6 separate regions of the Homo sapiens genome follow, and all the other regions are linked to region 2. The links are chromatin loops, found by intact Hi-C in ENCODE. Cell type or tissue: A673. All regions are shown on one strand. Each heading gives the region's core, and the rest is flanking DNA. Links, peaks and the distances in the headings are about the cores only.

The links. A loop is a pair of places that touch in the nucleus more often than their neighbours do. Peaks named below come from ENCODE experiments on the same cell type or tissue, not always from the same donor. Only the 100,000 strongest peaks of a DNase experiment are listed, where the experiment ranks them.
Region 1: a loop joins it to region 2, with 2.7 times the contacts of the local background. A loop is called at or near these places in 35 of 110 quality-filtered maps.
Region 3: it touches region 2 in a loop (5-fold over the local background); 2 of 110 quality-filtered maps call a loop at or near these places.
Region 4: a loop joins it to region 2, with 4 times the contacts of the local background. A loop is called at or near these places in 5 of 110 quality-filtered maps.
Region 5: it touches region 2 in a loop (3-fold over the local background); 8 of 110 quality-filtered maps call a loop at or near these places.
Region 6: a loop joins it to region 2, with 8 times the contacts of the local background. A loop is called at or near these places in 46 of 110 quality-filtered maps.

Annotation. Positions count from the first base shown.
Region 1 is chr1:90,849,227-90,854,202 of GRCh38, forward strand. It overlaps LINC02609 (long intergenic non-protein coding RNA 2609), which reads right to left and starts at 2,412. Exons shown (of 3, transcript NR_135038.1): 1 at 2,257-2,412. LINC01763 (long intergenic non-protein coding RNA 1763) reads left to right here and starts at 2,533. Exons shown (of 2, transcript NR_146610.1): 1 at 2,533-3,053. LINC02788 (long intergenic non-protein coding RNA 2788) reads left to right here. Exons shown (of 4, transcript NR_186594.1): 4 at 1-246. RefSeq lists an enhancer at 1,457-1,957 and silencers at 1,741-1,860, 2,151-2,550. In A673, for the core only: a CTCF peak has its summit at 2,399; a DNase peak (open chromatin) is centred at 2,425; H3K4me3 peaks cover 1,747 bases; H3K27ac peaks cover 847 bases.
Region 2 is chr1:90,719,067-90,724,042 of GRCh38, forward strand. No RefSeq gene overlaps it. Among named protein-coding and RNA genes, the nearest start is that of BARHL2, 4.3 kb to the left of the region's middle. In A673, for the core only: a CTCF peak has its summit at 2,535; DNase peaks (open chromatin) are centred at 515, 895, 1,175 and 2,545; H3K4me3 peaks cover 2,628 bases; H3K27ac peaks cover 1,984 bases.
Region 3 is chr1:90,044,307-90,049,282 of GRCh38, forward strand. No RefSeq gene overlaps it. Among named protein-coding and RNA genes, the nearest start is that of ZNF326, 52 kb to the left of the region's middle. In A673, for the core only: CTCF peaks have their summits at 1,847 and 2,566; a DNase peak (open chromatin) is centred at 1,865; H3K27ac peaks cover 2,785 bases.
Region 4 is chr1:90,130,925-90,135,900 of GRCh38, forward strand. No RefSeq gene overlaps it. Among named protein-coding and RNA genes, the nearest start is that of ZNF326, 140 kb to the left of the region's middle. RefSeq lists an enhancer at 1,342-1,843. In A673, for the core only: a CTCF peak has its summit at 2,291; DNase peaks (open chromatin) are centred at 2,297 and 3,737; H3K27ac peaks cover 753 bases.
Region 5 is chr1:91,276,916-91,281,891 of GRCh38, forward strand. It overlaps HFM1 (helicase for meiosis 1), which reads right to left. Exons shown (of 39, transcript NM_001017975.6): 31 at 67-147. Among named protein-coding and RNA genes, the nearest start is that of HFM1, 130 kb to the right of the region's middle. In A673, for the core only: CTCF peaks have their summits at 2,062 (motif pointing left) and 2,261; a DNase peak (open chromatin) is centred at 2,046.
Region 6 is chr1:91,162,476-91,167,451 of GRCh38, forward strand. No RefSeq gene overlaps it. Among named protein-coding and RNA genes, the nearest start is that of ZNF644, 140 kb to the left of the region's middle. RefSeq lists an enhancer at 2,742-2,891. In A673, for the core only: CTCF peaks have their summits at 2,982 (motif pointing left), 3,185 and 3,836 (motif pointing right); DNase peaks (open chromatin) are centred at 2,976 and 3,826.

The DNA.
Region 1 (4,976 bases), core at 335-4,334, 130 kb after region 2:
CCTTGGTTATACCGTTTCAGCCCTCCAGCTGAGAGTTAGGGACAAAATTATTCCTAACATATTGTACTTCAAAAAATGGTACATCCTTTAGGTGCATCTTGCAGATTTCACACAAAATGTTTTAATATTTAGGATCTAGATATTGTTTTGAATGATTTCAAGCATTATCCAAGAAAGATGAAAACTATAACTGAGATAAACATATTGAGTATGTTTTTATATTTTTATTAAACCAATTAATTTTAACCAGGTGTATGTATGACTACTTGGGATGCATTTTGTTTACTTAATTGTAGACAATTCTGACTTAAGATTGGGGGGAAAAAAGGTACTGTATGTGGTCTTGATTTTAACTAGAAATATAGTGCTTTCAACTCAAATGAAACCAGCCCGTCCAGTATACCAAATAAGGAGCAAGACCTTTTAAGGATTATTTTGCTTTCTAAAGTAATTAAAAGAATATCCCCTTCAATCATGTATGCCCTTTAAACTTTGCTTAATGAGTTTTAAAGGAGAAAAAAAAAAAAACATGGTACTGTGTGGTACTGTGAATACGGCACAATCTGGAGAAAACTTTCTGATTCCTAATTTATTTTTTTCCCTTGACTTTCTACTTAAAGGTAATCAACACAATTTTCCATTTGTATCAAAGAAAGGCCACAGTTTTTAACTCTTTCATAATAATGTTCCTTGAGTTTCTTGGAGCAAGGAGAAAATATACATATTTTAGTTACATTTCAACAATTACTTATTAAAGGTCCATAGGGATCATGTTCAATGGCAAAGGGAAGTGGAGGACCTATAATAGATAATGAATAAATACTTATTGAATGGATGGATGGAGGAAAAGAAAACTGTATCTTGGGCCCCATATGGAGTTCACTATAAAATTAATTCCCACAGATTAGCCTCCCAAAGTATTTGGTCCATGTAAATACAACTTCTGGCTATCATATAATATTAAGCCTAAAGCATCTGCTTAAATTTGGACTTGATTTTTCCTATTATTCCAGTTTTAGAAAATGTTTGGTCACATAAATAGAGCTCTCTCACTAACTTACTTGGACTATTTGGTTACATAACATCTCTGTTCCTCAGTTTATGTCAGAATGGAAATAAGACAAAAACCTCCTCCTTCCTATAGGGACTTTTTTGAGTACCTTGATAAATACCTACAAAATGATAAATGCTACTACCTCTTTCAACATTTGCACGATGTTAACTAAACACAAAATATTTTTAGTGTGTGAATTAAAATGCCTCTTTTACTGATGGCTTCAGATGTTTCCTTGTAAGATACCATGTCAAGAACTGGTTTATAAATTATCTGTCCTTCCAGAACGCACTGACATCACGCTTCCTAATAGCTTGGTATGATGACTGCTGTCAAAATCGCCTGCATGGAACCATCCCTGACCTGGACTAACAGCATGTATTAGCGTGACAGAGACTAAAAAGCTAAGAACCGCCGTGCGATGGCCGGCTTTGGGCACCGGGGGTGGGGGCTACGCTACGCGTGAAGGGCCTCAGTCCTCGGGCTTTAGTTCAGGAAGAAAATGAAAGCTGGAGGTCTCGTGGGCGGGACTGGAGGCGGCCAGATAGGCAAGAACCCGCAACAGGAGTAGGGACATTTTTTCTTCAAATTCCAATCCCATCCAGCGATAGACAGGCGCGTGGGTCTCCCTCCTCCACGACCACCACACAATGGCACACACTTTTGCTGGAAACTGAAATCGAAGTCTCTGAGGCAGGCTGGGGCCCAGGCCGGCAGCGGGGAGGGGCAGGGTCCAGCCACCTCGGCGTGGCCTTGGCGAGCGCTCCGGGGTCAGAGGCCGTCGTTCTCGCCGCGCTCCACAGCGCGTCACCCGCTGCCCTAGCGACCCCCGGGCGACCCCGGCATCGCCTGGCTGCGCCGTCCCGGCGGGCCGGCCCTCTCCACGCCCTCTCCTGGGGTTTGCGGTGGGCACAGCTCCCTCCAGACTGGGTCTCTCCACTAGCCTCCTCCCCAACTGCAACGTGGGAACCAGAGCTATCCGAGTCACGAGCCCCAAGTGCACACAAAGCCCCCAACGGGGCCACGGCGCCTCCACGCCTCGCTACCTCCAGCTCCAGGAGCGCAGAACGCAGCGCCCTGGGTCACCGCGTCTGCCCTGCGGAGCAGCCCCACTGAGGGGAAGCCTCGGGCAGGAGGTGAGACCCCGCGCACGCAAGCACCCCCGCCCCAAGCAGGGCCCTCTGCCCGAGGGAGACTCTCACCTCAAATAAACGGGCGCTGCCGCCTCCAGGGGGAGGACAGCGGGCGGAGAATACTCACGCTGGGCCCAGCCGCGCGGGGACTTCGCTGGGAACCACGCGCGGGCTCCCGCCGGGGAGCGGAGCCCCAGCCTGCAGTCCTGCGCCCGCCCCAGCACCGCCTCCTCGGAAGGGAGGCCTCTACCGTCCGGCGGCGGACCTGCAGCCGCCGCGGGAGACGCTGCCCCGCCCCCCGGCCCCGCCCTTCGGCCCATCCCCGCCCCGCTGGCCTCCTTTTCCCCTGCCCCCTCCCTCCGCTCCTCAACGCCCGCCGGGTGCAATCTGCTCTCTCCGGGAGACGAACGCGAAGCGACGTGGAAACCCTTCCACCAAAATGAGCTGTGATATCCTTTTGATGGCTATAATTTATTCCAAATCGTCCCTGGACTGAAACGATCAATTAGCAGCCCGAAACGCACTGTGAAGTAAATTGTCACACTCTCTATTACAGGATGGTTATCATATATTTATAAGGTGTGTTTTCTGCAATCAGAACCAACAAGGTGTTGAGCGATCAGTCATAAACGCACTTCTTCAAAAAGAGAGGGAGAGAAGCTCAGCATTGTGTGGCGGGGGAATAATCCTCATGACAGTTCTCTCCCCACCCAGTGATGTTTTGTCTTGGCACCTGGGAAGTGCAGTGAGGGCTGGAGCTCTGGACGGACTCTCTTCGCCACGCGTGCCCCTGGAAGCAGGGTCCCTGTGAACTACGGAGAGACCCCAGAGGAGAGATTTCCTTATTGTGTAAACACAAATCAGTCGTAAGGGCCGCTCCCTCTGTCTTTCTCTGTCTTCTCTTGTATCCACGAAAATAATATCTTACTCTTTGCTTCTAAGCTTCTAATAGAATGTTTGCATCCTACACTTAATGATAAGTATTTTTTCTTCTTCCTCAGGTCTCAAGGTGTTGACCTCCTCTCTTGTTATTTAATTGATGATGTTCGGTAGAAATTATGTCTGGGTGATATGAAGTTTACCCACAGAGAGAACCCTGCTTTCTGAATTGAAATCCTCAGCAGAACTCTTCCATCATTCATAAATGAGATAGCCCAAAGTTCTAAGAAAGTAATAAGAAAGGGCGATTTAGGCCAGGCGCCGTGGCTCACGCCTGTAATCCCAGCACTTTGGGAGGCCAAGGCGGGCGGATCACTTGAGGTCAGGAGTTCAAGACCAGCCTGGTCAACATGGTGAAACCCCGTCTCTACTAAAAATATAAAAGAGTAGCCGGGCATGGTGGTGCATGCCTGTGATCCCAGATATTCGGGAGGCTGGGGCAGGAGAATCTCTTGAGCGGGGGAGATGGAGGTTGCAGTGAGCTGAGATCATGCCACTGCACTGCACTCCAGCCTGGGTGACAGAGTGAGACTCTGTCTCAAAAAAAAAAAAAAAAAAAAAAATACTGATTCAGCCTGGTAGCTATTTTGACTGGACCAGGCCATGGAGACATTGTTATTTTCCTTCTCAGTGGTCAGGAATATACATCTGGAACTTCTGAGTTTTTCCCCTTACAAACTTTCATCAGATAGTCATCCATGAACCACCTATCAATCATTTTTTAGAAGGGTTCTAGTTTGCATCCAAGTGATATTCCTTTTGCCTGAAAAACATAGCTTTAGAGCCTAGACTACTGGTTATTGATTGTGAAAAAAATTTAGCAGCTAGAATTATGCCTTTGTAGTAATAAAGTGACATTCATGCAGAGTGAATCACAAGGTGTGAAGGTAAGATGCAGAATTTATACCACATTCTTCTTAGGTTAAGTGCCCCCATGACTTTTGCATGGGAGGGCTTATCTGCAATGCCAACCCTTGAAGAATGGGGAGAAAGGAAATCTCGTTGGGTATTTGAGCTGTGGAGGCAGCTGTTGCCATTGGGCTTTCACCCCCATCCTCACAGCATAAATGAAGTACCACATTCCTCTGTCAGAAAGCAATGGGGATAGGGAACCTTGCTTCATCTGAGGACTGGCATAGCAAAGAGCCAGACCCAGCACCTTCACCTTGTGCCTTCCAATATTATTGATTTAATTTGCATTTAACAGCTAATATTTATTGAACATTTACTCCATGCCAGGCACTGAGCTTTAAACTACAGATGCACCTCAATTTATGATGGGATTGTCCTGATAAACCTATTGTAGTTTAAAAATATGTTAAGTTGAAAGTACATTTTTGACTTACAATATTTTCAATTTATGATGGGTTTATTTGAACATAACCCCATCATAAATGAAGGAACTTTTGTACCATCGTAAAGTTGTAAAGTAGAGAAATGCTAAGTCAAACCATTCTAAGTTGGGGACCATCTGTATGTGTATTATCTTATTTAATTATTTCAACAATCTTATTGGAGAAGGTTCTTTATTTTGCCAAAGAGAAAACTGAGACCTGGAAAGATTAAGTAATTTATGCAAGACCACCCTCCTAGTAAGTGATGACTTCAAATCCAAGTCAGTCTCCAATACCCACACTCTTCATCCCAATAATATAATACTTCAGAAATTTGAGATTTTGATTTAAGATTTTTTTCCACCAAAAAGATTTTAGTGGAGCTGATGATACAATGAGAGTGGTAAATTCTGGGAGACGATTGAAAGAACAGCTGTTTGCAATAGAAAGCCACATTGGGTACTTACACAGCCCCTCCCCACCTTGGTAGATTACCTCTTCTTTGTTCTATCCTTC
Region 2 (4,976 bases), core at 457-4,456:
GTGACAAGACGGCGTATTACTCCTGATTAAGTGCCGTGTCAACCTAATTAGCAGAGTAATTATAAGGTGCTAATGAATGATTCAAAGTTCTTTGAGTTACATTTTACTCCAAATTACCATTTTAAGAACCCTATGAATCTGCGAGGCGGGCATCGCTTCCGTGGCTAGGTCTGGAATGATGTTCGAGTGGCCTTTAATGTCTCCAAAGGCTGGGCCGAAATCTGGAGTTTAGTTGCAGTTCTGGAGGTCACTTTCTGGGCCACAGCTTTTATCTGTTGAGGACGAAGGGAGGGGTGTCAGGGAGGCAAATGACCTCCTGGGACAAGCTCTTGCCTTTCGGTCGGAACTGCTTCTGTGTGAGCCCTGGGTCCGGAAGCGGGTAGCTGGGCGACTCATCCTGCCTGCGTTTTCCTAGGGAAATCGGTGTGTTTGACCCAGAAAAAAAAAAAAAAAAAAAAAAAAAAACAGCACTACTTGGAGGGTGGGTTGAGCTGTTTCTCATCGTCTCAGTGGCATTTTTCCTAGGGCTGTTCCGAGAGAACAGCGGGGATTGAAGGGACGGAGGCAAGGAGATGCACAATCCGGGCAGCTCTCGCTCTTCTCGGAAGGCGAAGGGAGTTTGGCGGAGAAGACGGGGTTGGTGAGCCGAGGCGGGGACTCCGGACGTGCTCCATCCCGGCAGGGGCCGACAGTGGCCAGAGGGGTGCGGGGAGGCCCTCGGGAACGGGTGACTGGGCCCCGCCGGGTGGGGTCGGGCCACTGTAGGCTGGAGCGGGGTTGGATCAAATGCCTTTGGCGCGGGAACTGAGTGCTGGCCCGGGAGACCCTCCGGAGAGCTCGCGGGCTCGGCCTCGGCCTCGGCCTCGGCCTTCGGCCGCGGTTACCGAAACACAGACGGTAGACTTGTGGAGGTGGCTTATCCGAGGCCGCAGGGCCCGACGCTGCACAGCTTCGCAGCCTAAATATCCTGCGCCTCTGTCACAGTTGACCGCTGTGGGGAGGACAGGAAGGGCTCTAGGGCTGCCCGAGACTGCAGGCTGACCCTACCTACTCTACCCTCTTCAAATATCGATTAGGGTTCTTCCCATTCCAACATCATCATCCACCAACTTCCCGAATATGGTGCGTTTTCTCCTAGCCCTGGGAGGTTCCAACTCGAACTCCCCTCGCTGCATATTCAGGGTGGGAAGTAGGGAGGGGGAGAAAACAAATTTAAAATCCAGAACTGACGGCACTGCACAAATCAATTATTCTCGACCTTGATAAATAATTCATTTAAGCCTGTTTTTGTTTTGTTCCGACGCCTAAAATGACTCAAGAGCTCAAAAGGCTGATCGCACAGCTTGTGTTGGGCGGTTCGACAGGGTCTTTTTGCTTGGAATAATTCACAGCATTGGCAGGGGAGACGATGGAGATATGACCCTACAAAAAAAATGAAATCTATAAAGAAAAGGAGAGAGAAACGTGGAAGTGTTGGGGGCAGGGGAGAGCGTGTTTTGTGACAACTCTAAAGCAAAGCAAAAGGGAACCCAGTAGGCCCCACTTTGTGAATGTCTCAGATCATATTTTCTTAAGAAAAGGTTAATATCATAGAAGAGTTCTCTGGGTGGGTGTTAGATCAGCTTCCAGGAGCAATAACGGTAAGGGGAAAACACGACCTTGACTTTTATCAAGGCTGCTATGTTAGTAGTGGCCTGAAGATTCACAAAATGGACTTGAAGACCAAATTGCAAACTTAATGAAAAATTTTTTTTCAGAGCTGGAGTTTTGTTTAACTTTTCTCAGTTCTTTTTTCTCCAGACACATTCCTCTCTCGCATTTTTTTTCTGAAAGTATATAATGTATACATCCAAGAAGTCATGCATTTTCTGGCAAACATAATTCACTTTTCATTTTTAAAAATCACAATTCAGAAACACAATAGGGTGCAGATATATCATATTTCTAAACGAAAGAAAATGCTTTAACTGGATTTAATCTTAGATTTTCCCACTGGATTTAAAATACAAATAAATAGAGTCTCTAAACTGACATGAGTTTAAATATTAAACTCATTCACTTTCAGGCCCTCATTTCCTTAGAAGAAGGAGAAGGGGAAGAGAAAAAAAGAAACTTGTGTAATTTTTGGAAGATTTTGGAATTTTGGCCTAGAAAGCAGTTATTGCCAACTGTGGGTAACAGAGAACAAACTTTTCCTTCCCGGCTCTGAAGAACACATCACTGCCGATCAGCATCAAAGATGCTCCTTTCCCATCTCAGAGAATGATTCAAACACTTCAATATTTAACAAATTTTGTTCCTAGATAAACTCTCTACGATCCACTTTCACCATCTAGATTTAGTATTTGAGATTGTGTTTAAACTAGAGCATTCAGTTTTTTAAAAATGAAACTTAACTTTGAAGAAATCCACTCACACATTACGATGAACGTGGAGCTGGTGTTTCTTCCTATCATATTTAATTTTGAACGTTTCTAAGGGTCCACATGATGACAATGCCAAGTAAGGGGAATGAGGTGCAAAGACGCTTCCCTCCACTGGGCGGCGCCAAGAGCTCCGAACGGAGGGAGCTGCTATTGTTTCTTTCTATAAAAGATGCAAGATAAACAAATGAGCTCTCCACCTTCTAAGGCTGGCTCCCTGACGATTGTCTGACCTCTCGCCATTTCAAAGCTACAGAAACGTCGGAAGTTTCCTTTCTTTTTTGTTTTTTCAATTTATCAATATCTTTTCAACTATTTAAGAATTTGATACATATTTGCTTAGAAAAAATAATACATTAAAGAGAAATATCCTGGCAGTTCTGACCAAAAAGAAAACAGAGAGAGAAAGATATGAAAAGAACATAACTGAGTCCCTTAAATAGACTGAAACTGGGAGAGTGGAGTTGGGAGCAGATGGAGAAAGATAAAATGAAAGAAAAAAATAAGGTAACTGAAAAGTATGTTAACAGGAAGAAGTTAAAATGATAACCTGTGTAATTACTAATTGTTCTAGGGGAATGAAAGTTTTGAGAGATAGTTCTGATATCATAATACAATTTGCAAGAGCTATAAGCTTCACCAAATTTTAAAGATGAGCAGTTTGGAAGGAACCTAGTGAAGTTGACTCTCCTTGGGAGTTAGATGTGTGTTGTACAGAGGCAAACCACAGGAAGGTAAGCAGAAATGTAGAGGACAGAACGCTGGAGAAGAAAGTTTTCATCTCATTTTACCACTTTATGTGTTCGTGGGCAAGGCACTTAACCTTTTAATTACCAAATTCCTCCTCCACTAAAGAGGAGACTAGTTCTTGATTAGAACGGGGTGAGTGTAATGACCAAATAAGACATTCTATGTAAAAGCTCTTTACAAAATGTAAAGCAGCATTTGCTAAATACTATACACAAAAGTGGCAATGATCTCTAGCATAAGCAACACCCAGTAGCTATATTTGTTTTCACTTCTTCCTTCCCTCATTCATTTTGTTCATTCACTCAATCGATAAACATTATTGAATGTTCATTCTATGCCAGGTGCTTGAGACTGGGACACCAACTCACCTCAGGTTTGACAAGAACTTGTGCTGGAAAACTGTCATAAATACAATGATACAAATTAGAACCTGCTACAGTGGGAGTGAGAAAGAGAGTGGGGAGTCTTACACTGGGACAAGTTGGGGGAACAGTAAAGCTTTCTAAAGGAAATGAAGTGTGTTCAGTCATGACTGCATCTCAAGCAGTGGGATGTAGAGGGATTTCTATGGTAGCTGAGGGTAATAATGGTGCAAAAATGTCCATGAATTGTCCAAAATTTTAATCTCCTGACTGTAGGGCTGGGCTGCAATCTGTAGACATATGTTGGCTCTAGGGGGTCTCTTCTGGGTCCAGCCGGAAGAGACAAAATACTCTTTGACACTTTGGAGGGAAAAGGAACTAACTGCACATGTTTACAGGCCTGGGCAGCAGCATATACAGCCGGTTACACAGTCTTAGATTTGATCCCAAGAGGTGATCCAGTCCCCTCAAGGACTGTATCCTCTTTTCCCCACCTGCACTCTTGCTTCCTTTCTTCTTTCTAGATTTTCAAATCATGGACGGCTTGGTGACCTTAGCAGGCCCAGAAAGAGGGCTCCTCCAATTCAGGTGTGGAGATTGGGAAGGTGACAAGGTGAAGGCAATTGAAGGAAGAGCCGAGGGGGACATGGGGAAGGATTTTGTTTCACCCCTCCTAAGTTGAACCATTGTCCTTTGAAGGCCGGCTCCTGGAGAAATTAAAGGGCCCCTGTGTGACACAGCCATGTCATACATAAACAGAACTCTGAAGCCTATCAACTCCTGAGGCTAAGTAAGAGGGAATGTAGGGGCCAAGGCAGAAGAGAAACCAAAACCTCAGAGCGCTGAGCAAAGATGCCAATCAGAGAAAGAGAAATTCATTTGCGATGTTAATTAACAAGCGGCTAATTAAAACGGCACTTTGAGTGCTAATCAATCGCCTTATTAAGTTACAGCCATCACTGGAACAAATTGAAACCTCCCCGCCCCGTTTTCTGCCTTTGGTGCAGGCGGGGCCGCGTTCCCAGATACCGTGAGAGGCCTTGGGGCGCGGAGGTTGGGGGCAGCCTCGGTCAGCTTTCTCAGTCTCTCCCAGGTCTACAGAATACGCCACTGGACAAGTGCCTAAGCAGCGACTTCTGGTCCAGACACACCGCCCGGGGAGTAAGTAGTTGCGTCGAAGAACAACTCATTCAGCAGCAGTTAACACCGACGTTTCCTCCTAGAAAGAGCTCCCGCAAAGCGGGGGGATGTGACCTGTGGGCCCCCAGCAGGGGTAGGAGGCAGTTCAGCCCGAGAGGGGGCGCTCTAGGGCCTGGATCCTGCATCCCTATTTCCTGGAACACACCCAACGCCTCATTCTGAAAACCCTGCTTAGGCCCTGGCCCTGGTGCCGCTCAGCAACCAGGAAAGAGCTGGACCTGCCTTCAGGCAGCAAGAACAG
Region 3 (4,976 bases), core at 325-4,324, 670 kb before region 2:
CTGTAATCCCAGCACTTTGAGAGGCCAAAGCAGGCAGATCACTTGAGGTCAGGAGTTTGAGACCAGCCTGGCCAACATGGTGAAACCTCATCTCTACTGAAAATACAAAAATCAGCCGAATGTGATGGCCGTGCCTGTAATCCCAGCTACTTGACAGGCTGAGGTGCGAGAATTGCTTGAACCCAGGAGGCGCAGGTTGCTGTGAGCTGAGATCACACCACTGCACTCCAGCCTGTGCAACAGAGTGAGACTGTCTCGAAAAAGAAAAAAAAAAAGTTAATCAGTTACTTTTGCTTGGGAAGTGAGTAATGACCCTGAAGCTCATCTATCTAGTAACATTTAACACATGTATTAATTTATTCAAATATGTATTAAAACACATGCAGTGTATTCTGCTAGATATTATGTATGAGAGGGGCATAAAATGAATGAAATACACATAAATGTAAAATTTCATACTGCATTTATGAAATTTTCAGTCTGGAAGGAAAAGTAAGACTTGCACAGAAAGAGAATACAAATTGGAAAGTGGCAGATATTAGACTGTTAGATCCACGAGGATAGGGATTATGTCTGTTTTGGTTTGCCCCAATTTTGCCCTTACCAGGCATATTCCTGTACACAGCAGAAATTGAGCACATATTTGTTCATTTGAACAAAAGAAAGGAACAGATAGAATGTGATTAGACTTCAGAGAAGGAAAGATATATTCCAATGGAAGGAATTAGGCAAGGCTTTGCAATGGAAGTGGTATTTAACCTAGGACTTGAATGATGCAAATGATTTGGAGCTAAAGAACTGAAGATGATGGGAGTGGTAGAAGAACAGCATTCACGGAAGAAGTATCAGCAGGAGCAAGGCACAGAAGAAAATCATGCACTGTCTCTAGGGAACAATATGTGCCTTATATGCAGGTCACTTGAATGCAGTAGAAGAATCAGTGGGTGGCAGGTCATGGAGAGCCTTGGATGCTAGCCTAGAGGGTTTGGATTTTTGTCTGAGGCATGAGGGAGACAATGGGGTGAAATGAGCAGAGCTGTACTTCAGGAGGATGAACCTGCCAGCAATTTTAAGATGTATTGGAATGAAGACAAGCTGGTATGAGGTGGAGAGTGCAGTTAGAAGGCTAGTGTAACATTCCAGACAGAAAAGGTGACGCCCCAAGGAAGGCCTAAACATGGGTAGCTGGAGAGGAGGCAACAGGTTTAAAAGATGTGCATAGAAGAAGGCAGTACCTGCCATTCATTTGAAGCAGGAGGTCAGTGAGATGGAAAAATATCAAAGATGGAATACGATTTTTTAACTAGAGTGACTGAAGAATAGTGGTACCATGAAAATAAATCAAGCTCACTGAAGGAAAGCCTCATATTTGTTGGTTTGTGAGGAGAAATGTTAAGCTTCGTTTTGGTCATTTGAGTTTGAAGGCCTTTTCGGATATTCAAGTATGAATAAAGTTTGGGTGGTAAGTGTTGGAGATTCTCTGTCAGCAAGGAAATGATGGTCAAAATCCAAGGAGTATTCCAGGAAGAGCACAGACGGAAGATTCTAAAGACAGATCTATGGTGCCCTTCAGCTTGCTGAAGCCATCCTGGGCCCTTATCACTGTGTCTAGGTAACCAGTGTTTACATAATAAAGGGGTTTGGGTAACAGAGGATGTCTTTGGAGACCCTAAGCTAAAGTATTGTCAGTAATTTTGGTTTGGGGGTATGTGTGCATGTGTATATGTGCGTGTGTGTGTGTGTGTGTGTGTGTGTGTGTCAGAGAGAGAGAGAGACAGACAGACAGAGACTGGTTCTTCAATGATTTAGTGATTGCCAGTTCTGCCCTAAGCAGTTTTTATAGTGGGAAGCAGGGGGCAGCAGAGTCCCACCTTTCAAAAGGGATTCAGCCCATAAAATCACATTTTTCTGCATCTTTTTTTGTTGTTGTCAATTAAACCATATCCCCTTCTTAAAGTTGGAGAAAATAATTTCTAAGTTGCTGTCTTTGGGCACAGCATATGGATCTGGAGCTTAACTTTCGGGGAACCTATCTCCAAACTGATTATGGAAACCTCTTTTAAAGAAGTGAGTTAAGAACTTAAAGAACTTATTTACTGGTGTTGGTCTGATTGATGCTATTTCAATGAAAGAGCTGGGATTAGAATTTCAATGGGGAATTTTTAGCCTGAAGGCTAACTCTGTCCTGAAGACTTTGGTTTGTATTTAAAGGAAAGAGAATTAGATTCATCACAGCAGCACTTTTAAGATACATTTGCTATTATAGTTACAGTAGTGAATACAGTCCACAGTCCTTGCTGCTATTGGCGGCTTTTCCTCAAGACAGGTTAACCTGGGATAAGGGTGGGAAATGAAGCCATGGTTACAATAATAACTCATATTGCTTTTTTTTTTTTTTAAACCTAACTCACTATTGCAGAACCTCTAGTTCTTTCTCATCTCTGTTGTTTTACCTCTCAGTCTTTGCCTGCTGTCTAGACTGCCTGTGAAGCAAGTGGCACGAGGCTTCTTCTTTCTGTTTCTAGTGCTTGGCTGTGGTGTCTTCCACCAGGTGATGTCACTGCTGGGCCCTGAGCAGTGGGTCCTACTGTTGCAGAGCCATGCTGGACTGTGCAGAGGTGGGGGGCTTGCTTCTCCCTTTTCTGCCATACTTTGTTTGATGGACAAGGACCGTATCTACTGTGCATTTTCACATCTGATTCCCTACGATGTATAGGTGTTTGACAATTCTTTTTGATTGTTGTTAGGCACCAAAGACTTTTCAGCTCCATCTCATGGAATTTCAAATTAAAAATTGTTAAATTAGTTCTTGTACTTTTTCTTTCTAGGTTTCAGACATGTATCCATAGGGATAAGAACAAAAAGCAAACTGTCATGAGTTCCAGAAAAAAGGTGGGGGCAATGTGCAAATAACGGTGCTTAGCGCAAATCGTTGAGTTGAGATGAGGCCTGAGGTAGGGGCTGCACACACATACATCTTTAATATTGCTTTTGACTCTGGCCACACCACCCTATCTTCAGTTCTTTGATTATGGCATTCCCCTTAAACTTTCAGGCCTTTGTTCATAGTACTTTTCCCCTGGTAATCTGTTTCCTCTTTTCTGTTTCATCAGCTTTTCTTTCCTGCCTTAGTTTTCTTTTTCCCCCATAGCACTTACCACTTTTGAACACATTATATAATTTATTATGTTTATTGTCTGTTCTCCCATCCTCCTACTAGAATATAAAAGATCCATGAGTGCAGGGATCTTTGTTTTTTTGTTCACTGATCTATCTCAAGCACCTAGAATACTACTTTGAATATAATAGGTATTCAGTAAATGTTTGTTAAATGACCAAGCGGATCCTTGAAGGTGCAACTCAAATGTTATTGCCTCAGCACCCTACTCTCAAACCTGGATAAAATTTGTTTATTCTCCTATATTACCATTGTACTTTGTTTATATTTGTATCACAGCAGTTAAGTCTATCATAAAGAGTTAATTCATATTTCAATAAAAATGATAATGTAATAAAATATTAACTTGGACATTTTAACTGAGGTGCCAAGTTGCAACAAGTATGAAATTCCAAAGTGGTTTGCCATCCAAAAATGCAAGTTTTCATGAGTTTCTCGACTCTTAAAAAACCCCACCCACATTAAAGATACTGAAGGATCAAGAAAGTGGAGATGAGGGGAAGTTTGATAGGATTTCTTTTGAGAAAGCGTGGTTGTGAGTACCCTGCCCCTGCCAGGAAGAGCACAGAGACTGCTTTTCCCTTCAGATGAAGTCCAGAGACAGCTTCCGAAGGGACCTCATGGAGATGTGTGTCTCTGGAAGTGAGGAAGACACAGCTGCTTTCTGAATCCTACTTGGAAAATTTAAAAGGCGAAGAGACAGGCTGGCCAGCTGCTCTAATGACAGGAGTAAGGAGACGCTCCCAGAGTTAGCTGGGTGAGAGTTTCCCTTAGAGCAAATGTGAGCCATGTGGGAGCCTGAGCCAGGCAGGAGTCATTTAAAATCCTTCCCAAGATTGCTGCCTGGGGGAGAGACAGGGGACGGCAGAGAAAGGAGGTGGCTCGCAGGGGTAAGATACATTATTTCTCTCAGATGAAGAGTATTCAAATATTTCTAATTTTTTTTTTTTTGGTTGGGGGAGTGCCCTGAAGAACCCAGAGAATTGTTAGAAAAAGTCATCTTTAAACATCTATCAGGCCCTCAGAGCAAGAAGCTGGCCCAAAAGAGAATCAGTTAAAATAAGAACTTTCTGCCCACTTTTACCTCTCCTCCATCCCACTTTCTTTGCCTCTGGCAGGGTCAGAAGCTAGACAACAAGCTGGGGGAGAGAAGAAATGCTGAGGGCTGGAAAGGTGTGTGGGGATGGGGCAAGGGAGAGGCCTCTTTTTCTTACTAAATGCTGCCAGCCTGCAGCAAAACCCTCCTGGGAGACAATTTAACATTAAATCAGGTTACAAGTTATACTTCTTATGAGGGACTGGACTTTCTGATTTCTGAATTAAGAGCTTTTATGGCCTAAAGTGACCTGAACGCTTTTTTAAAAAAATTATTATTACCTAGGAATAATCAGAAATGTTGTGATGATGTCTGAGATTTTGTCCAGGGTCGGGGGAAGTACTTCCCCCACTACATAAATTTTAAAAGGGACAGTGGGAGTCAGAAATAGTCATGCTGTGTGATTACCTCCCATGAGTACTCACAGTGTCAGTGACAATAATCGTGTTCGCTGATGTTTATTGTGTGTCCACTGTTTTTCAGCCACTCTGCTAAATATTAATATATTTGCCTGTGCCCAACAATCCTATGTGGTAGGAACTCTTCTTATCCCATTTTGCACCTAGGAAAACTCAAGTTCAAAGACATAAATAACTTTCCTGAGGTTTCCAACCAGTTAGAAATAGAGTTAGTGTTTGAACCCAGGTGGTCTTACCATATTTTATTCTTTAATAGATTCAGATTTCCTTAGGAATTCGTGTT
Region 4 (4,976 bases), core at 486-4,485, 590 kb before region 2:
GGTGTCACTGTTCCAGGCATGTCAAATCACTGAGTCCCTTTTTGTTCTCTTGCCTTTCTTATTTCATTATCATCTGCCTGGGCTTTCTTCCTCCATCTTCCCTTATAGCTAAGTGCAAGTGTTATCTCATCTGTCCCCCATATCCATCCACTCTTAAGGTGATTGTATCTCTAGTTAGCATTTATTTTAAAAATGCTTATATGTCTTCTTGTCCACCAGACTAAGTTCATTGAGCCTTTGAAATCCCTAGCACAGTGCCTGGCACCAAGTTGATGTACAATACATTGATGGTCTTTGATCGATTGGCTCTAAGGCAGTCTTCAAAGATGTATGACCAAATTCCAAATACTGAGAAGAAGAGGTTAACAATATTAGGTTGTAAACAGACTGAATATCTTCCTATTTCATTTCCCTGCAAGAGTGAAGGTGAAACAGATGGAAATGTCTGTATTTAAAGGATGTTTCCATAAATTATTCTGTGTAAAAGACACCTAGGAGCCCACTCAGTCATGAAAACTCAGGCCATTCTGCCTTTGTTTTCATTGATTTTTCAGTTATCCTGTCACAGCCAGGCACAAAATAATGCTAACTAGATGAGGCTTATCTAAGGACACCTTATTAAGAAACTAAAAAAGGACCTTAGAATGTGTAAAGGCAATGCAGAAGCCTTAGGAAGGGGAGAGAAAACGTATTAAGTGTTTTTCAGAAGAGGTAGTTGAAACAGTCCTGAAGCACCTGAGAAAAAGTTATAGAGCATTATTTATCTTCCAAGATGGCACAGCATCTTGAATCTGCCTTCCACTATCAATATTAAAGTTACTCTTTCAGTAAGGAGGTCCTTAGTACCTCTTGTGTGTCAGTACCCTGGCAGGGGCTGGGGAAATCAACACCATCTCTGTCTCCAGGGCACTTGCAGTCTGAGGAGGCAGGTGTGTGGTTATCACACAGTAGGATGAGTTCAGTGATAAGAGAGAGGCAAAGAGCAAAAGGGGCCGTGCACACCTCTGACTGGGTGGGTCTGAGAAGGATTCATACAGACACTTGATTTAATCTTGGTAGATGAGTAGGTGTTCACTGAGTTTACCTGTGGAAGGCATTCCCAGTGAAGGAAACAGCCCATGCAAAGGCATCGTAGAATGAAACCTCAGGTGATGTAGAGAGAAAGCTTCAGGTTACCTCATTTTCCAGTGCATAAACGTTGTGATGTAAGCCCTTCCCCTGGGGGTTGCTGCAACTGGAGTATGACTATGGATCTAAGTGTGGCTTACCCTTATGTCTTTGGAAGCACTGAACTGCTTTGCTTCCCTTTTTTTTTTTTTTTTTTTGGAGGAGTCACCTACTCCTAATCAAGATTAGAACTTTCTTAGATGTTCCCATTCTTACTAACTAGCATTCTTATTAGCAGAAGTGAACAGATAGGGCTTGGGCTGACAAATGGAGGGGCTGACTTGCTTGTTGAGAATCTTCTCTAATGTTTCCTGAGCAAACCCAGCCAGTGGGCAGTGGCAGGGGATGCTGCAGCTGTGTGTGGTTTGTCTACTTGAGACCCATTCTGGCCCTGTTTAAGGAAGTTCTGTTAATTGCTTCAGTTCCCCAGGTGCTCTATCCAGTTCAATAGCTCTGCAGCCTTGGGGGATATCCTGGGGAGCTTCTGATCAGTGGCAGTGGCTGGGATCTTTGAACCTGCTGTTCAGCTGTAACTTTGGCAAAATATAGACCGTTTGAGCAGGGAGAGTTGGCATGTAGAATTAGAATTTTCCACTGGAATAGTCCAAACAGAGGTAGGCAAGAGAGAGAAGAGAGAAAAAGGGCTGGACTCTTAAAAATTAGTGCACTGCCTCATTGCTGTGTCTCATTTTCTCTTTTCTCCCAAATATCCCTTCCCTAGGTGCAGCAAATCAGTGCCACATCCAGTCAATTATGAAAAGCCAAAAAGGTCTTTTGTCTTTTTCTCTGCACATTTGGATAAAACATCTTTGTTTATGACTGCGTAACATCATTTCACCTGGATTTAACAACAGTAATCTGTCATATCTGGAATTAATTTTGATTCATGGCCAAGTGCCCTTATAAATCTACTGATGAATTTTCCTGATGTTTTGAGTGAGTAAGCTCATTGTTGGGCTGGGCACGTGCTCATTGGCTGCAGCTGTGAATTCCATACCCAGTACATCCTGTAAATCTGGCGTAATCTGTAAAATAAATGGCGAGCCAGATTCTCAGACTAGCAGAGCTAGAAGTGACAGGGCCACTGCATATAATCTTGCAATCTGGGCACTGGAAAACTCTAGGGGGAGCCATTGACACATTTTATGATGTAAATGGTGCCCACTAGGGTTAATTAAACCACAATCTTCTCTTTCTCAGAGTCTAAGAGTTCTCGGGCCAACTTTTCAGTCACGTATTTCCTCACTTTTATTTTTTCTGTTTTTCATCCATTCCTGAGGCCAGCTGAGGTTTTTACATGTTTGTACTTGGTTGCTGGCATGGCATAGTATTGTATTTGTCAGGGTAGACTAGGTTGCATGCACTGCAGTAACCAACTGCCTCAGCATCTCAGAGGCTTATGTAACAAAGGTTTATTTCTTGCTTAGTCTTCATGCCCATTATTAGGGCTGTGCATTGCTCCAAGTCATCCTCAGATCCAGGCGGATTTTTTCCTCATAGAGGACAGGGTGAACCACACACTTTCTTTTAAGGCTTCTGTTTGCATTCCATTGGTTAAAGTAGTTCACATGGCTATGTTAGCTTGAAAGAAGGGCAAGGAAACATAACCTTATATGACCCAAAGGATGGGCCCCAGATCACCTGTGAACAGCTCTAATGACGGCCACAGGTGTAGTGGAGAGGAATAGTGAAATCATGGATTTTGAGCTTAGTCAGAAGTTCAAATCCTGGTTCTGCTTCTCCCTGGATGTTTAGTAACTTGCAAGCAAGTTGTGTAATCTCTCTGTGCCCCAGTTTCCTTACCTGTGTAAGAGAAGTTACTAGTATTTTCTCATGGATGATGGTGATATGCCAGTTTTGTAGTAAGGGACCCTCAAAATTTCTTTTGTGTCTCTCTGCCCGCTCTCCACCTAGGGTCCCCCATAGTGCCTACACTTTGTATCAGTCTGCTTAATAAGGGGAGATACTGTCCCTGTCTCCCAGCCAACAAACAAGAAAGCCCTGGTGACATTTGCCAAAGCTCATGAAAATAGCTATTAGGAAGGCAAACTGTGCTTAGAATAATATTAATTGGACTTTAAGCTCATTAGGAATTAAAAACAGCAACAAAATTTTCACCTCTAGCATAAGGGGAAAAAAATCCTTGAGAGCCACATAGCTCCCCACTAAAATGCATAGCTGCTGACCGTCTGTAAATGCCCAGAGGATTCTCTTTGCCTGGCTACAGAGGTTCAGGATAACATAGCAGATGCGAATGACTTCAGGATACCTTTCATGCTTGGCAGGCGTCCCCATTTTATTTATGATATCAAAGCTGCTATGCTGTGTTCTCTTCTGCTGAAGACATAAAAGAGATTCAGAAGTCATCCAAATCATCTTGTAATTAATGTTACCATGCACGCCCAGGACATTAAAATGTTAACAGTGTTAGAATCGTGTGCTTTGGAATACCGAGTGAGGGCTTTATTAGAGAGAAATGCTCAGCAGATGTCATCCACCCTAATTGAGGACATCAGGGTGCCTGCTGCTTGTTCTTATCAGTGGTGCAGAGTGTTTTTTTTTTAATTTATTCATTTTCTTTACTGCTAGAATCTGCTCTCATTATTAGACTATCTTGTCACTCATTTGCATTTCAAGTGCTGGGACTGGGGGGGAGCAGCTATCTGCCTTAGAAGAACACTTCAAGGGTTACTCTATCAAATAGCAGCACTGTAGCACAGTGATTCTGACATCTGGGTTATCTTATTCCCAGATGCTCTGTGGTGTCATTAGCAGGATTAATCTTAGCTTTAATTTCATAATGATTCTTATTCTAATATATGTGAATGAACACAAAGTCTCTTGACTCATTATCACCAATTTACCCAAGATATGTAATCAGGCTCTTACATTCACCAACATTTATTTTTGCTAATACATCTAAAATTGTAGATTAAGCAAATATAGTTAGTTCCAGCTGAGTGAATGCCTACCGAGGTAGCACTGTAGTATTTATGTTTTAATTAAAGTACATTAATGGCGTTGTTTTTTAAATATGTACTGACCAGAAATGTGTTCACGGGGAATAGTAAAGTCGTTGTTCAAGCAGGGTCCAGCTGTAAAATTAGTCACAGCAGCATTACATTAGAAGCCACTACCCACTTCTTTTTCAAATTATTGAAATTCCCTTTGCTAATTAGGTTTTTAACCTTTATAAACAAGATGGAGATACACAGCCTTAATTCCAAACAACTCTGCTCCCCTAAGGAAACAGAACGGCAAGTCCTTAATGGTGAGTGTAATTGCGATAAGCCTTGTTGTTTTCATTCCCATTCAAGGTTAACTTGTCACATCAAATATTGTCACTTTTAGTTTATGATCCAGGGTTGGCAACAAACCATTTCCCCTATCATTTGACACTGAGTGTGGTCATGTACTAGTGGGAGTGAGGGGGTGGGAGAAGAGATGGTGATGCAATAGCAAATTCCAAATTCTTCCTTGTTAACTTCAACACTGGACTCACTTTTTTCATTTGCCAGATGTTGTCGCCCAGCAGCATGTAGTGCTTTATTATTGATGGATAAAATGTTCAAACATTTAAAGAAATGAAAGTCAGCTTTGCATTTTTAATTAATTAATTAAAAGTACTGTAAATGCCAGCTTGTTAATTGCTTTGCACCTGCAAGCCAACACAGGTTTTGTGCACTCTTTCTTTGAATATTAAATTTTTTCTCGCATGTCTTTGTAATGCTTGGGAAGTCTCTCCAGCAAACATATTAGTAAAGAGTAAATATTGAATCTTAGACAAAACTCATGGCTTCATCTTTCAC
Region 5 (4,976 bases), core at 519-4,518, 560 kb after region 2:
CATTACTATCCACCAAAGACCTTTCAATTTTGAACACTTTAAATAAACTTGTTTTAAGGAACTCACAGCAGTCATGTCCACATGTATGTTTACTTTTACAAAGATGATTGCATTCTCGGTTCCCAGGTTTTTTGCTGGCAGTCGTTCCTAAATTAATATAAGAAAAACAAATCCATTTGTCACTACATTTATTATTGTTAATTTAATATAATTAATTTTTATCCAGTTTCCTTCCTTTCAGACAATACAAAAATATTGATTTTTATACTTTCTCAAGTGTTTTGTAATCCACGTAATTTTTTTTTTAATAAAGAGATAGGGTCTTGCTATCTTGCCTAGGCTGGAGTGCTATGGCTATTCACAGGCATGATAATTAGTATTACAGCCTCAATCTCCTGGGCTCAAGAGATCCTCCTGTTTCAGCCTTCCAAGTAGCTGGGACTACAGGCACTTACCACCATGCCTGGTAATTTTTAAAACATATTTTTGATAAGTTACTCCCTGCCCCACTATTACTCCCAACAAGAAACATCTAGCCACCTACAAGCTTCTCTCAACCTCCCTGGTGTGTGTGTATAATCTCCCTGGTGGGTGTGTGTGTGTGTGTGTGTGTATACTTTATATATATATAATATATATACTTTAAATATGTATAATATATATACTTTATATATAATATATATACTTTATATATATACTATATACTAATATATATAATATATACTATATATAATATATACTAATATATATAATATATACACTATATATAATATATACTAATATATATTATATATACTTTATATAATATATACTAATATATATAATATATATACTTTATATATAATATATACTAATATATATAATGTATATACTTTATATATAATATATACTAATATATAATATATATACTTTATATATAATATATACTAATATATATTATATATACTTTATATATATAATATATACTTATATATTATATATGCTTATATATAATATATACACTAATATATAATATATATACTTTATATATTATATTTTATATATACTTTATATACATTATATTATATATATATAAAATAGGGCCAAATATGGCCACATATCAGTAACTTTTTTACTAAATGAGGTAAGAATGAGGGTGGAGTTTAAAAACACTTCTGTTGCTTTGTACTCAAGCCTGAAAAACCTGTAAAGAAGTAAACATTATGGCATTTTGATGGTACTGCTGACAGAAGTTAGTAAACAAGATGTAATACATATTTAATACATATTAGAAATAAATGCTTTAGGGATCTAAGAAATTAGCTATATGAATTTACAGGAAAGAGAGATTGTTTCCATCCTGACTCCTCTAAGTTAGAATTAATATATCTAAATATATGATTTACTCTTAATTTATTATATTTTAAATCAGCTTTTTCTTGATCTTAGCTCTCACTAGTAGCACGGGGAAGGAGAGAGATGTTTGAACTGGTCCTTGAAGGACAGATGGAAATACGAACATGAGAATGAGACAAAGGGAAGATATTCCAGGTGGAGGGCAAATACCCAAAAGCAGCAAATCACCGATTGTAAGAGCTGAAATCAGCTTATTTTTGCTGCAGCATAGATTTTAAGTGAACCAGAAATGTTGGAGATAGTGGAGAGCTTGAAAACTTTACAACATTTCTTGGTACTTTACTCTTCATTTTCGGTACCATTGTTCAGTCAAGCTTTCCAAGTCATGGCACGTCTAGACAGTGATAATATACATATTGCAGCCTAGGGTAAATGGATGAGGCTGCTCAACATATGAGGCAACGGCTGGTCCTTAGAGCTGAACAGATCAATGTATTGGGTACTGATAAGGTAAAAAGAAAACACCTGGGCGGCTGGAAGCTGACAGCTAACCACAGTATTCCCAATTGAGCAAACAATTTTGAGAATATAAATACCCAGATAAGGCCACTCTGTGACCATAGTAGAAGAAGACAGAGATAAGACTACCATGTAAATGTTTCTGAAACTAGAGAAAAGAACTCTCAAGAAACATAAAAAATAATGAAACATCCCCCTCTTCTGGCTAACACAGATGACTACTATTTTTTAAATCCTCTCACTTCCAAAAAAAAAATGTACCAAAATATCCAACATCTTACTTCCTGAGAGCATCCAATCTAGAACTGATCTCTGCTTTCCCTAAACCTTCCTAAGAGTCACCCAGCACAAGCTGAAATCCTATAATAAGATTCTGAAATCCTATAATAAGATTCTGAAATCCTATAAGAAAATCCTCCTGGCTCCTTGAGATGACCCACAGTTCTGTGGCTATGGTGCTCTCCTTTGCTGCAGTATGTTAAATAAACCTAACGTTCCTCAGACCCAAGTGTGTTCCTATTAGGCACTGACTGAAAGGCTTTGACTTTAAACTTTGTAAAGTGTGTCACGACTTATTGTTTCAGGTGTTTTGTCCCAAGTCATGGTCCTGTTACCTCTCACTTAGATCAGAACTGGTTTCTTTGAATCCAGTCCTCCATGATACAATTTATTCTACACATTGTTGCTTATTTAATACTTTTAAAGTCCAATGCTGATCAGACCAATTTGCCCACTTAGAAACATGAGTTACTTCCTACTGCCAGCAAAATCAATTCCATCTTCAAGGTCCTGCATGATCCAATTCCAGCTTCCCTTCCTGGGACCCATATTAGCCCTACATCCATCAAAACACATTCAATTGCCATTCTTCAAATAGTTCCATGCCTTTTTATAACTGTAGCTTTGATACTATCTCTTGTCTTAGAAGACCCTCATTTCCTTGCCCAACAGATGCCTACCAACCTTCAAGTCTGACTCAAATGGCACCTCTGGGTTGGAGGTCTATGGTGATCACCTGATCTGATTTCCCTCTCCTTTGGGCCCCTGTGGCATTTTCTCTGTGCCTCTTGCTTACTGTATGCTGCCTTATATTGAATGTATTTACAGAAAAAACATAGTGGTGAAGTACAGGGAACACTAAAATAGAAAAAAAATGAGCTCTAATATAGGCTCTTATTTGGGAAAAAAGATTTAATATCTGTTCTGTTTACCTCACAGAGACGTAAAAATAAAATGTAATTTAAGTATGTAAAAACAATTGACAATTAAGTGATAAACAAATATATTAATGTATATATTATATCCGCTATCTCTACTATTACATCAATCCAAGATTAAACAAATAAATTTTAAACTAAAATTGTTCTGAATGCTGTGAAGGAGTGGTACATCATGCTATGTGGTAACAGGTGAAGCTGTTCTGGTCAGGAACGTTGGGCTGAGCACTGAAGAAAGAAGGGAAGTTAAGAAGGCAAAGAAGGAGGAGAAATTAGAGTTCAGGCAGAGGGGATAGCATATGCTAAAGCTCTATGACAAGGAAAAGCATGGCACATTGGGGAAACTGAAAGGTCAATATGACTGATGCTAGCAAATATGAGAAAGTATGTAAGATGAGACTATAGTGGTAGTAAAGGCAGCCTATGTTTGTAGGGGAACAGTTCCACCATGGCACCATGGCAATTGCATATCTCCATATAGGCCATGTAGGTAAGACTCAACTGTTGGCAGAATGCCCCATGATCATCCTTAAAAATGGCAAGATAGGTAGTCTTGTGAGGAGCTATCAAAGGCCATTTCACATTTGCTCCATACCTTGCAGAAGACCCTCGATCTTGCAGAAGACTTGCCATGCGGCAGTTTCTCATCTGCCTCCCTGATTCCACTAAGGTATGGAACTTTCCATTTTGCCCCTTTCAGATAAAACTGCTTAGCTGAAGCCTAGAGTTCACTTCTCAAAAACAAAGCAACCCACCACTCATGTTGTCTGTCATCTGACCCCCCTAGTTTGGTATCATCCTGTGGAATTGGGGATGTAAGCAGCTAATACCATGCTGATCTTGCTTTGCCATCTGTGTAAGTAATAAACTGTTTAAATCCATTAGGGTGTCCTTACCAGCCAAATCTACAGAAGTGAGGCAAGACCACATAGCAGCTACCACTACATTGCTGCTTAGGGACTGGTTGACCATGTGACCATATAGAACCTTCTAGGGGATGCTAATGATTTAGATTCTAAGAGCTATGGGAAGCCACTGAAATGTTTTAACCGAAGAGGGGGCACAATCAGATCTGCATTGTGAAAAACGTCACCATATAGAGTGTAATATGGAGAACAGATTTGAGATAAGACAGAAAGGATGCAAGAAAACCAGTACAAGTCTAAGCAGAAATCATGGTAACTCCAGAGTGGTGGTGGTAGTAGAGTTACAGAGAATAGACTGATTTGAGAGATATACAGAAGGTAAAAATATTTTTAATGCAGAATCAAGTGGAGTGGTTTTCTTTCTTGAGCAGCATATTGCTTCCCCTGAAGTTTTGCAGCCTTCCTTTTTGTCTAGCAATATCCATCTTGTTTCTTTAAGTTCACTCAATAGTTGAAGGGTAAAAGCAAATACATGGGAATACCTCACCCATTTATTCCCCCCTCATCAATGCCTCCTTCCTTGAACCCTCTATCTGCCTCCTAATGCAATCTAGACCTGTCCTGTAACTGTCACCTTTGAACTTCCTTTCATTAAGTTCCTGGGCTGAATCTACTACAAATGGATTCTTGGGCTTTTTCTTTCTTGTTTTACTGGTGCTCAATTTTGAGCAACTGCCTAAGAAAGGATGTATAAGAATAAAATTTTCTGAATCTTTGAATGTATTAAGGCATCTTTATATTACTTTCATACTTAGTAGTTTGGCTGGGCATAGAACATAAGGTTGAAAATCATTTTTCCCTTGGAATTTTATTTTTTATTATTACAGTTTTGGAGACAGGGTCTCGCTCTGTCACCCAGGCTGGAGTGCAGGTGTGAGACCACAGCTCACCGCAGCCTCGAACTCTTGGGCGCACGCACTCCTGCCTTCTCATTCTTCCAAGTAGCTGAGATTACAGGCACAAACCACTGTGCCTGGCT
Region 6 (4,976 bases), core at 576-4,575, 440 kb after region 2:
GGCAGGGACTTTGTGAAAGCCCTGGGGTGACTGACAGGTGATGGAGGTACCTGGTAGCTGTCTGTGTTGACCAGATAGTGCCCCAGCACCCTGGCTTTTCCAGGTGCTGGTGTCTTCCCAGATGAGGATGCAACATAAAAAAAACCTGGAGATTCCATTTGGCAGGGGAATCCATACATCCTCAGTGCAGGCACAAAGACTGCAGGTAGCAGGCCTGTGGTGAAGGGCCAGCATTTGTATCATGGTCCTGACATTTTCTCACATACTTGGTGTTGCTATTGTTGTTGTTGTTTTGTTTTTGAGACAGGGTCTCACTGTGTTGCCCTGTCTGCAGTGCACTGGGGCTCACTGTAGCCTCCACTTCCTGGACTCAAGCGATCTTCCTGCCTCAGCCTCCCAAGGAGTTGGGACAGCAGGCTTATGCCACCACACTCGGCTATTTTTTTTTAATTTTTTGTAGAGACAATTTTTTGTGTTGCACAAGCTGGTCTCAAACGCCTGGACTCAAGTGATCCTCCTGCCTCAACCTCCCAAAGTGCTAAGATTACAGGCATGAGCCACAGCGCCCAGCCTCTCACATACTTTGATATACAAGATCTCATAACACTCTGCAAAGAAACCCGGAAAGGAAGCTGCCAATTTTCCCATTCTACAAATGAGGATGTGGAGGCTCAGAGGCTGGCTGACCTCCTTAAAAGCTCTGAGCTGTTCAGCTGAGGAAGTAAGTCTCAAGTCCTGTTCATCTGACTCTATGGCAAGGGTCTGAAACTCGAGTGCTCAGGGGAGCAGTGGAGTCATTTCAGTGAGAGCAGCGGCCTGGAGACCATTCACACCGTCTAAAGGGGCAGCCCACGCTCAGTGCTAGCAGAGTGCTGCCATCCAAAAATGCAGGCCCAAAGCTGCTAGAACCTTCTGTTCTTCAAGAGAAACTACAATATAGATTTTTGTGTGAGAGCGCAATTTATTCAAAACAATTTATTTTTTAAAACTTTAAAAAAGAAAAACTTTGTGTGGCCCCAAACAACATGCCTCACTGCCCCGTCCCGCTTCCCTGCCAGTATGCAACTCCTGCTGTGGCACATTTCACGTTTATTGAGCACCTGCCATGTCCAGGAACTGTGCCGAGTGCTGGGGGACAGGCACAGCCCCTGTTTGAATGAAGCCTGCCTGCTGGTGCAGGGCTTCTCTATCCACGTCCACTCAGTCTATATCAATTCAGCTTCTATTCCTGCTCCTGGGCTGGCTGCTGTGGATGTTTTAAAAAATACCACATGGTTGTACAACAGTGTGCGCGGACTTAATGCCACTGAATTGTGCAGTTAAAAACAGTGAAAATGGTTAACCTTTACATTATGTATATTTTACCAAAATTAAAAAGTCAGTCTACAGAAGACACATGTAATTTTTATCCACAAGAAAGATAAAACCTAAATGAGAAGAGAGAACATAGTGCTATCAAATATTTCAGTTCAATAGACATTTGAGTCCCCATTGTGTATCAAGCACCATCTTAGGTGTGCACACAAAGTTAAGGAAGTTAGTTCCTGTCTTGAAAGTCACTTCCTACCCTGATGAGAGCAATGTCGGGAGCAGCCTTGGTTTTTGCGGTTAACAAGAGCTGCCCTTTACGGAATGCAAAATCTCTGCCAGGTCTTTAGTAAGTGTTTTATGTGCACCGTCAATCTCACTGGAGCCTCACAGCAAACCTATGGGGCAGATGCTAATACCAACCCCATTTTACAAAGGGGGCAGAAGCTCAGAGAGGTTTAGTAACTTCCCCAAAGTCACACAGAGTTAATAGGTAGAGAAGCCAGGTTTTGAACCCAGTTTAGAGTAAAGTTACTCTAAACCCCATGGGCAGAGGGATGCAAAGAGGCCTGGTGTAGCCAGCTCAGAGGGGATCAGTGTGGGCTTGAGAGACAGGAGCTCTTGAGGAGGCTGGGCCAGAGGAGCTGCAGGACCCAGGTGAAGGCACCACACCTTCAATCCAGGTGAGTCTCCTGTTACAAATGCAGGAGCAGGTTCACAGAGAAGGCCGTCAATGCTGATTCCTAAAGGATGATAGAGGGACAAAATGGGAACAACATTCTGGCCACACGGAACAGGGAAGAGGGGCCCACCGATGTCATTGAGCCCTTGGTGCCCACTGTGGCTCAGTGAAGGTGACATCACACGATGTAGGTGAACTCTGAGGGAGATGGCAGCTGTGGCGGGCCTTCATGGGCTTGGCGGGCCTCAGAAACTTTAGCACAGACACTCCACTGGGAACTGGACTGGAGGAAACTGCCAGGTACCACATGGCAGCTGAATGGGCTAAAACAGAAGAATATTGAAATAGTGAGAGAGTGGGCTTTTATGAGAGACTGGAGGTTCTCCCAACATGCACAGTGGAGATGAAGGCTGAGACGGGCAGACAAGATGACGTTAGAACAGGACCAGATCATATTGGGCCTTGTCAGCTCCAGGCTACAAATGCACATGTACTGTGGACGTGGGGGAGCAGCCTCAACGCTGCCTCAGGGGGTAAGAGGCTCCTGGACAAGGTAGAAAGGGGCCAGGGAAAGCCGGCCTGGCTATGTGGTGAACTCCGTGAGGTGGGCTGTCAGTCCACAACGCTGTGTCTAGAGAGACTTGGAAAATTCAAGCCTGGTTCGAGAGAGCACGGTCATGCAGAGCAGAACGTGGCTGTGGACATCCAGGAGGGAAGAGGGCAGCCAGGTCAGCCCCAGCTGGTGGGTTGAGTTTCGGGCAACACAGGGAAAGATCCCTGGAGGAGGGGGCCCGCTGGACTGGGCAGGTATGTCAGGGCTTACCGGTAACAGAAGCCAAAGTCCAGGAAACATCTAAGTCACACCTTAGCAGGCTGAAGGGGGGTTGTAGTGGAGGGAGGCTTTTGTGCGGAAGGGTGACCGTCTAGCACCAAGCTCAGTCCCAGATGGAGCAATGGCGATAAGGCTTGTTTGGGCGCCACCTGCTGGTAGGCTGCGGCTACTGTTACTCTGGCCCTGGGCAGGTCCACCTCAGATGGAGGCCAGGAGGGAATTTGTAACAGCACTCATGATGGGATTTTTACTATTTTAGTTTTGGTTGAGGCATGAATACAATAAATGCTAAATTCCAAAGGGGCTACTGTGCAGAAACTTCAAAGTAGTATTAAGAACAGGGTAAACACCTTTTAAATTCCTGAGCCATTAGGAAAAGGCAAAGAGGATTTGCAAAGAGAATTTTTAAAGTGAGAAGCTGTTAAATCCCTTCTCTCCCAGGGTTGGTGGGAGGGGATCTGTGGCTGCGCCCTGCATGAAGTCTGGAGAGAGACTCTAAGAAGAATACTTGGAAAGCTTGTTAAGTTTTTCCTGAATAAAAAGGCACTGGACTAAGGTCAGACTTCTGCCTAGAAAATCAGACAGGTAAGAAATGGGCTGGCCGGCTGCACCAGAAACCGAATTAAGGGGAGTTGGTTGCTGCTTCAGGCAGAGTTAGTAGAGGCAAAGCATGTGCATGCGTGCTTCCAGATGTGCTTGTGCAGAGAGAGAAAGGAGGGGGTTTTTCGTGATGGTGATTGTAGTTGTTGCTTTTCAAGGAAATGTCAGGTATTGATGAATTAACCAAGTATAATAAACAAATGCCACAAGATACGAAATATTTGTGTAAGTGACTGTCCCTATTTTATTTTTTTAGAAATAAAACTCCCAATCAAAATTCAAACAGCTCAACAATATACATTAGCAGAGAACGAATTTCCCCTTAATTGTATTCCCCACGCTGACCTTTAGGGCCTTTTCCAGCATTAATGCTCTCCATCTACTTTCTAGAGCACATTGTGCTTTGCAGCCAGCAGGTGGCAGCGCTCCACTGCTTTACGGGGACCCAGAAAATAAGTGGATTTGGGAGGCAAGTCCCATAGAGCAGAGAGCTTTGAAAAATCGTTTTCCTTAAAAACAATTTTTAAGTTTTCTAAAAAAAATCAGGAAAACCCTGTGATTTTGTTTTTTACCTGTTTAGAACTGGCCAGTTCCAACTACTGTGCTCTAGGTGAGACATTATTGTCCCTGAGCTCTGAGCTTTTGCAAGCAAGAAAGAAAGGTTTAGAAAACAAAGGGGCTATATTGGGTCCTGTGACTGAAAAGTCCAGAGGTCTGCTCTGTAGGGAGGAAGATCCCATTTTGATTCATTTTGATCCCATTTGATTCACCCCATCATCAGGGCCTTAAACCATTTTTCTGATGTTTTCTGCTTTCCACAGGCCAGCTTTGTTGTAGGCGTGCCTCCCTCATGATGGAAAATAGCTGCAGCAGTTCCCGGCCTCACATCTGCACATTTCACCTTCCAAAGCCCCCAGAAAAATGTTGCCATGAGCCTCAGTGGCCTGAATGGAATCACTTGACCATTCTTGTTTTGTTTTTGTTTTTGTTTTTGTTTTTTTGAGACGGAGTCTTACTCTGTCACTCAGGCTGGAGTTGGAGTGCAGTGGCACGATCTCAGCTCGCTGCAACCTCTGCCTCCCGGGTTCAAGAGATTCTCCTGCCTCAGCCTCCTGAGTAGCTGGGATTACAGGCACGCACTATCATGCCCAGCTAATTTTTGTATTTTAAGTAGAGATGGGATTTCGCCATGTTGGCCAGGCTGATCTGGAGCTCCTGACCTCAGGTGATCCACCTGCCTAGGCCTCCCAAAGTGCTGAGATTACAGGCGTGAGCCACTGCACCTGGCCACTTGACCATTTTTAAAGCAAATACTATGACCAGAGGGATACAGTTGTGCTTATTCACTTGAGCCTAAGCCTCATGCCCATTGGGTGCAGTAAAGTGTCCCCCGTGGGTACATGAGCTGTGTTGTGGTGACGGAATACCTGGATAATTAAGGATAGTTACCACAGAGTGAGGGATAGATATTTGGTGGCACATGTGGAACGTCATCGTGAGCCTGTTGCCATCGGTCTCTAGGAAGCCCTGTTGTTCACTAAGGAAGTGGTGAAC